Linked DNA regions of Mus musculus: region 2 is linked to region 1. A link is a contact called in ENCODE Hi-C or POLR2A ChIA-PET data. All regions are on one chromosome and are shown on one strand. Each heading gives the region's core, a stretch centred on a gene start or an enhancer-like site at or near the end of the contact. The rest is flanking DNA. Distances are from core to core; before and after follow the strand shown. Region 1 holds the start of Smad3 (SMAD family member 3). Region 2 overlaps Smad3 (SMAD family member 3).

What was found. Hi-C counts contacts between places; a loop is a spot of excess contacts on that map. ChIA-PET counts read pairs that join two places held with the same protein, here RNA polymerase II (POLR2A).
Region 2: a loop to region 1 is called in a map of heart, with 3 times the contacts of the local background. The contact joins the enhancer-like site here to the promoter of Smad3 in region 1. A Hi-C loop is called at or near these places in 10 of 37 maps with a recorded cell type or tissue (Patski, T-helper 17 cell, T-helper 2 cell and 5 more). POLR2A ChIA-PET finds 5 or more read pairs at or near these places in 4 of 5 experiments (Patski and embryonic stem cell).

What each region holds. Positions count from the first base shown.
Region 1 is chr9:63,755,656-63,759,574 of GRCm38, reverse strand. Smad3 (SMAD family member 3) reads left to right here and starts at 1,581. Exons shown (of 9, transcript NM_016769.4): 1 at 1,581-2,103. The coding sequence starts at 1,898.
Region 2 is chr9:63,718,126-63,721,619 of GRCm38, reverse strand. The region is part of intron 1 of Smad3 (SMAD family member 3); the gene reads left to right. Among named protein-coding and RNA genes, the nearest start is that of Gm51710, 12 kb to the left of the region's middle. Within about 2 kb of position 1,435, at least 1 of the 3 ENCODE cell types and tissues checked has a DNase peak (open chromatin) inside an H3K27ac peak, as active enhancers do; it is heart, where a contact is called at or near this core.

The DNA.
Region 1 (3,919 bases), core at 332-2,831:
TTTAGGACAGTCAGAGCTACACAGAGAAACCCTGTCTTGAAACAAAACAAAAAGGACCTCCTTCCTTATAGTCTCTAGCAGCAAGTGGAAGGGAGGCTGCAGCCACCATCTAACTGGTTTGCAGGAACCGGCTTGCTGAGGTCTACTGAGCCTCAGGGGTCTTCCTTTCAGGACTTACCAGGGAGGTGGAAGGAGGGAAACCACAACCCCTGACAAGCTGCCGCTGGCGGTTGGTGGTGGGGCAGCCTCGAGGACAGAGCAGGGGGCCCCTGAAGCTTCAGGGCTGACTCTGTGGGACGAGCCACACTTCATAGGGCTTCGTAAAGCGCACCGGATCTTGGTTTGCAAATAACTTGTTTCTCACCACGGGAGAGAAATAGGTGTGTGTGTGTTCGCGCGTGCGCAAAACCAAGCACACTCTAAGCATCTGGGCTAGCCTGATAGGGAGGCTGAAACAGGATAAAGGAGCAGAGGGTCTAATGTAACGCCCCAAATCCGTGGAGGGACCGTGGGCAACCAGCCCTGAATTCGTCTAGTCTGCAGTAAAGCCCCTAGGGCTACTCAAAGTCAGGTTCTCTTGGCTTCCCACCTAGGCTAACTTTGAATAAACTTCTCGAGTCCTCTCCGGCTTGCTCTTTGTGTGTGCGAGTTCATTGCTTTGTAAACAAAAGCTCTCTTACTTGTTTGGTGTCGAATTTCGGAACTTCAGTAACACCCTGAAATGTTAATTCTCTCCCCTCCTCCAAAGAAAAATCCTAAAGCACCCCCATTCATTCCTTCAGGAACGCAACAGATGTCTTTGAGGCCCGTTTTCTGCAAAAAGCTTGGTTCACTGGGCCCAAGGGACCCCTGGCTCCAGCTATTGTTCAAGTTGTCACTGAGGTCTCTTAACTCCTTTTAAGTCTCCCTCTCCCCTTTTCCAACTCCCTCCTCCGCAGTCTCAGGCAGTCGGCCGTTCTGATCTCACCCAGCAGGAAAACAAAAACAAAACAAAAAACCACCTAAAGCAGCTCTGGCCACTGAGCGAGATCAGCGTGCCCCAACTTCCTGGGCCCGGAGCTTTTCTGAACCCCTCACCGCGCCCGAGTCCTCTCCGGAGTGCAGCCAGCCCTTGACGGACAGTGCCTGTTCCCTGTGAGTCTAATCCTCTCTAGTTCCTGCAACGGTATCTGAGAGTCTGTGGGGCGGCGAGTCCCCAGGAGTCCGGTCCCTCGGCACTTGGCAGAGCTGGCGGCCGCCCTACCCGGTGGCCCACGTGGGCGCGCTTGGCGGCGCTGGGCGGGGAAGGCCGCGGGTCCTCCCCGGAGCAGGGCGCGGGGGAGGAGCGGGGAGCCCCGGCAGCGAGGGGGCGGCGACTGCGCTGGGAAGGAGGCTGCACGCGGAGCTGCGTGAAACGTAGACTTGGGAGCGGGCGGGAGAGGAGCGGGTAGCGCGGCTGCTCGGCCCTGGCTGGCCCTGCAAGGCGGCGATCGCAGAGGAGGAGGAGGAGGAGGAGCAGCGCTGCAGAGGCGGAGGGATCTGCGCACCAAAGCCATCCAGGCCAGCAAAGTTTGGCTGGGGGTTGGACTTTCCTTCCCGGAGGCGGCACCCAAACAGCTACCCCGTGCGGAAACCCAAACTTTCTACTGCCACTTGGAGTCTCGCGGCCGCCGCCTCCGCCCCGCGCGTCCGGGGCCTGCCCGTCAGTCCGTCGGTCCGCGTGGAGCAGCTCGGGCGCCGCCGTGCTCCCGATCCCCGCAGCTGCAGCGCCGCAGTCCTGGCCCGGACGCCCGGGCAAGTTCTCCAGAGTTAAAAGCGAAGTTCGGGCGAGGCGCGGGCCGAGCTGCCTCTGAGCGCCCCCGGCGTCCCCAGTGCGCCCAGCCCCGCCGGGGGCGCCGGTGACCCTTCGGTGCCAGCCATGTCGTCCATCCTGCCCTTCACCCCCCCGATCGTGAAGCGCCTGCTGGGTTGGAAGAAGGGCGAGCAGAACGGGCAGGAGGAGAAGTGGTGCGAGAAGGCGGTCAAGAGCTTGGTGAAGAAGCTCAAGAAGACGGGGCAGTTGGACGAGCTGGAGAAGGCCATCACCACGCAGAACGTGAACACCAAGTGCATTACCATCCCCAGGTGGGGTCCCAGAGCGGCTGGGGGCGCACTGGCCCAGCCCCCTAGCGCGGCCCGGGTGGAGAGGGAGGGCGTGTGCGCGTGTGTGCGCGCGCCTGTAGGGGACGGGGAGTGGGTGGAGGGACCCCAAACAAAACCTTCGGATTTGCCTAGCCTCAGAGACCTGGCTTCCGTGCAGCATTTTGGCTTCTAGACCTCAAGGGTCGCCAGCTGCTTCCGGGCAGCAGGGGTGTTTCTGAGCTTGGCCCCCCAACTCTCGGGGCTTCGGGCTCCAAGTGGAGGCCCCGCTTTGTTCGGCTCTGCCGGCCGAGCCCCTCCTCCTCCGCCGCCTCCCGCCCCGCGCTCGTGGAGGTGGTGGCGTGTGTCCCTTTCTTTTCTTCAGCTCTGTTCCCCCACTTCTTTTCCTCGTCTACAGGAATGCAGTCGGTACAGCTGTGGGTGAGGAGCGGGAGCCCGTTGATTGACAGATTCCTTCTTCGCTCTTTCTTTGCTTTGGGATTAGCATTTTTACTGAGTATTTTTAGATTTGGTTGTGCCAGCCTCCCGCCCCCTGTGCACGCATGCACGCACGCACTTAGTTGGAGAGCAGAGCACCGACTTTGAAGCGGGAGAAACAAGTGGCAGAAAGTAGGGGCTTTCCCTCTTTCCACCCCACCCCTGCTGATTTGCGATCTTTTTAATCCAGAGTATGCGGGTGCCTAGAATGGAGCAGGCAGCTCCAGGCAGATAACAAAACACCCCAGGGCTGGCCTCCCATCGGCCCTGCATTCCTGTAGAGCCTATTTTCCCAAAGCGCTTTGCCATCTGTCCTGACCTCCTTTATCCTTCCCATCGGGCTAGAGGAGTCCGGCGGGAGCTCACAGATGGCTGATGGAAGGGGTCAGTGACTTCACTCCCAAGGCCTTCTAGAGCATACCCGCGTCTGGGCAATGCGGTGAGAGCACTTTAGTCTTCTGGTTTTGTTTCTTCTCAAACACCTTTAAAGACTGATTCCAGATGAGGGGCAGGTGGGGATGTTTGGGGGGGGGCGGGGGCGTTCTGCCTGCAGAGGGATGGAAAGAAGGCCTACGATAGTAGAGGTCATCACCTGTCTAGGCAGGGGTAGCTTCCATCCTTGGCCACCTGCTCAAGGCAGCTGTGTATGGGCTGCCAGCCCTGATAGTAAGACACAAAACAACATCTGTCCACAGGAACCCAGGGTCGGCCTTCCCTAGAAGCACACACCACATATGGTGGGAATGACACTTAAAGAAAACAGAAACAAAACACAACAAAAGCAAAAATCTAACAACCCCCAAACCTGAGTGGGTGGATTCCACCTGTAAAGGAGAGGGCAGGCAGGCAGTATGTGGTCTGGAAGAACGCTTGGCTGCTGAGCCTTTGCCAGCTGGCGTTAGGGGTGATGTGATAGTCAGAGGCACCTGGGTTTTTGGCTTCTTCTCCAGCTTTCCAATCTCCTCTATCCTTTTGCTGAAGCGGGCGGTTGAGTTTCACAGAGCTCTGTCAGGTCTGGAGAAGCAGCCTCCCCCCACCCCCCACCCCCATCTGCCCGAGTGCACCCAGCTCAAGTGCTTTCTGTTTTGAACCCTCCTCCAGTGCTATCAAGTATGAAATAGCTGTGCAAAGTATTTCACAATTTACAAGGCACTTTCATATGGTCGACGACAGAACTGGAACATAGAAAAGGCACGGAGGTCTAAAATGATCTTGCTTGCAAAGCAACAGAACTTAGAGAGGGAAAGCATTCATTCGACTAGATCTGGCATGCCCTTTCTCCCAGTCTGTTTTGAACTCCGAGTCCCCAAAGCATCCGTGTCCA
Region 2 (3,494 bases), core at 186-2,685, 38 kb after region 1:
ACCTGCCTTAGGGAACCTAGAACAGGTGGAGAACTAGGCACTACTGGCCCAGAAATAGGAACTCAGAACTCCAAGCACTGTCTGGGCTTCTGTCTCATCATCAGCTACTCACTCGGCCCTCTCATCTCAGATGCTGGTAGCTTCGACCTGTCATGTGTAGCAGTCCAATGTCTGATCGTTACTCCTGTATGGTTTTTCTATGCATCTATTGAACAGAACACAGGGGCCTGAACTGAGCCAACAATAATGACTTCCATCTCCTGTTAATCCCGGGGAAGCTTGGCACTCTGTCACTTCTAGTAGCCAATGTGGGGGCCAACTGTGTACCTTTCTCTTTGTGTCTAGCTTGTTTCTAGACCTCAGTAAGCACTCAGTGTGGGTTGATCAGTGAGGCCATGTGTCTTATTTAAGGGAGTGAGTAGCTTTACCTTTTCCAAGGTGTTGACCTGCAGGCCATTGGAGATTGTACAGAAGGGAGCCAGGGGACCTGGAGGAAGGAAGGGGGCCAGGGCTGAGCTGTGTGTAACAGGCCCTGCTTTTCAAAGAGCCTGGCCTGCTGGGTTTGTTGTGGCAATGTTCAAAGGCAGGAAAGTAGATAAGATCAGACTTCAGACTGCTCACCCCCATACCTCCTCCGCCTCTAACAGCCCAGAGTGTCACCCAGGGCAGGCAGGCAGGCAGGCAGGCAGGCAGGGCCGGCGTGGGTATTTTTCAACTTTTGTAAACGCTACACTAGCACAGTGAGTGGCACTTCCTTGTCCTCGGAGAGGCTGGGGAATGAATGAGTTCAGGCTTTCCTGTTCTCATGGGAGTGGGTAGGTGCCAGTGTGTACACCGAGTGGCAGCTCCCTTGGGGAGATGAGGCATGCTAGCCAGAATGCCTCATCATAGAAGAAGCTAGACTTCTACAAAGAAAGGATCCTGTTGGGCGAGGTGGGGCATACTTATAATTCCAGCACTTGAGAAGCTGAGGCAGGAGGATTATGGATTTCAGGTCAGAGTGAGACCCCTGTCTCAAACAAGACCAAAAGCAAGTCAAGCATGGTGGCTCATGACTGTAAAGCCAGCACTTGAGAGGCTGAGGCAGGAGGATTGCTTTGAGGTAAATAGTGTCGAAAACCAACTGATGGGTCAAACAAACCAAGGCTTGTCTTTTGATTCATCTTCAGTGGTTCAAGCCGTGCTCTGTGCCATCCTTGCTTGGGTCCCAGTTCAGAACATCTGACCCTGTTACCCTCTGTTTCGGGGGCTCGGGAGGGGGCACACGTCTGCATATTCTATAAGCATCCATATGCACTGTGGGCAGTACCCTCCTGCCAGCCCATTTCCCATAATCCCGTCTGTCATGGCAGGTGGCAGAGAACAGATGACTTTGGCAAGGGATTTGGCACACGTGGCCAGGTTTATACTGGATCACTATAGTCCCACTATCTGGTTATCTTGTTTCCTCGATGGTCATTGTCACACCAGAAATCACTTCCTGTGTGGGCTTCACCCACCCTCTTCCCTTCTCACAGACCAGACGAACGTGTAACCCACAGCATGTGTGAACGAATCCTTCAGGGCTGGGGTTTGCTGAGCGCCTCTGGAACCTCCCGGTCTGTGTCTTGGGACCCAGCATTTCTCACACATGAAACACCGACCCTTGCTTTCTAGGGGCAGGAAGGACAGACCGTGGCCTACGTGTGAAGCAAACTGTGAAGCAAACTTCACAGAGCGTTTGATCTTGCTTCTTGGTGGCACTGCTCCAGGGCTTCAATGTCACCCACCTGATCTGGAGCCATTGTCTCTCAGGGGCCTTTGCCAACTTGGCTCTGCCAAGAAAGAGCCCTGGCCTAGATTTTTGCCTTCCTTTTGCTGTGTGACTTTTGAGTAAGACACCTGATTTCTCGGAGTCAGATTATTCCTTAGAAAACAGGTTGAGCAAGGTCCTCTCTGCCACAGTTGTCCTCTGCATTGAGAGAGACACCTTTGTCCGGTGGAGGGGACTTCAGGTGGAAGGGTATAGAGGCAATGCCGTGGCGTCCCTGCAGGGCTACTGGGGAGATCCCTCACGTTGCAAGTCTGGGATGCTGAGAAGTGACTGGGATAGGGGGTAAGAGAATTTCTTTGGGAGCCAATGGTATCGCTGCCTTCATTACACCCTAGAACTTTCTCTAGTAGCTCATTCCTTTCCTTCAGGTCTTGCCAAAGCTTGTTGCTGCAGACCTGAGGGATGTTTTACCTTCTGTCTGCCCCTTGGGAGCAGTCACTATGTACAGGCACAAACCATGCGTGTAGGATGCTTATCCTTAGAGCAACCCTGCACCCAGGTTTCTTGGGTTCTGTCCCTCTCCAGTGGGTGAGCCTGTCTCTTTCTGGCTTCCTTCCCCTGGCATCAAACCTTTATCAGTCCCCATCTTAGTCTTTTGCAAGGTGACACTTCATCTCATTACCTAATTCGCACTACGGTGTTAATGGTGCTAATGACGCTAATGACATAGTGTTTATTACCCCAGGGGATGCATAATGATGGTATCAGAATGGATCACTCCCCCACCAGGGTTTAAAACCCTTCAGGAGTTTCTAGCCTCCTTAGCTGAGTTTCCTCCACCTCAGCTATGGTTCTGTAAGCCTTAGTCACCTCCTTGCTTTTACCCAGCACCCTGTGCAGTGCCTGTTGTGTTTACCATGTGGATTTAAGAGGCACAGGTTGCGGTGACTCACTTCGAGGCAGGCTCTCTCCGGGTAACCAGATGCCCGATGAGTAACAAAGAGTGGGAATAGGTAGGCACAGTGGCTCTGTGAGCCGGGAGAGAGGCATGGAAGCTGGGCAGAGGGTGCTGGACTTTTAGACTTCAGAGTCCAGAGGCATCCCCAGCCCACCAACCTATTCACACAGTCTATGTATTCTGTCCTTTTGCTGAAGATGAGGTACGGGACAACTGGTTTCCCAAGTGCCAGAGGAAGGGACATGGTGTCACCGCACACTTGATTTTCATGCAGACCTCAGGTCATTTGCAGATGGTGTTGGGCGGAGCAGCCATGGGCCTCGGTGTCCACCAATGGTGAGCCACTTCTGAGCACTGCCAAGGTCATGTCAGTGCCCCATCCACTCAACTGCCTTAAGTCTGTCCTTTGTACATGAAGAGGTTTTTCTATACCTCCTCACAACCCATGACTTTGTCTGCAGAAAACCCTTTTTTTTTTCCTCTGTGTAGCATATGCAGGGGCTGTGAGCTGTAGTGGAAGATGAGTGGGTGGTGTGGCTTCGTTTGGGTCTCAGAAGATGAATTATTAGGAAGTGAGGCCTCTTGACACCACACACTGACACTGAGAATGGAAAGCCAGCCTTCCTCACCTGAGTCACAAGGTCTCCTTCTGCTTCCAGAATTGCTCCCCTCTAGCCTCGATTACTGCCACCCCCCATACCCGCCCCACACCCACTTGTTTCTGAGACAGAGTTTCGAGTAGTCCAGGCTGGCCTTGAACTCAGTATGAAGTTGAAGATATTG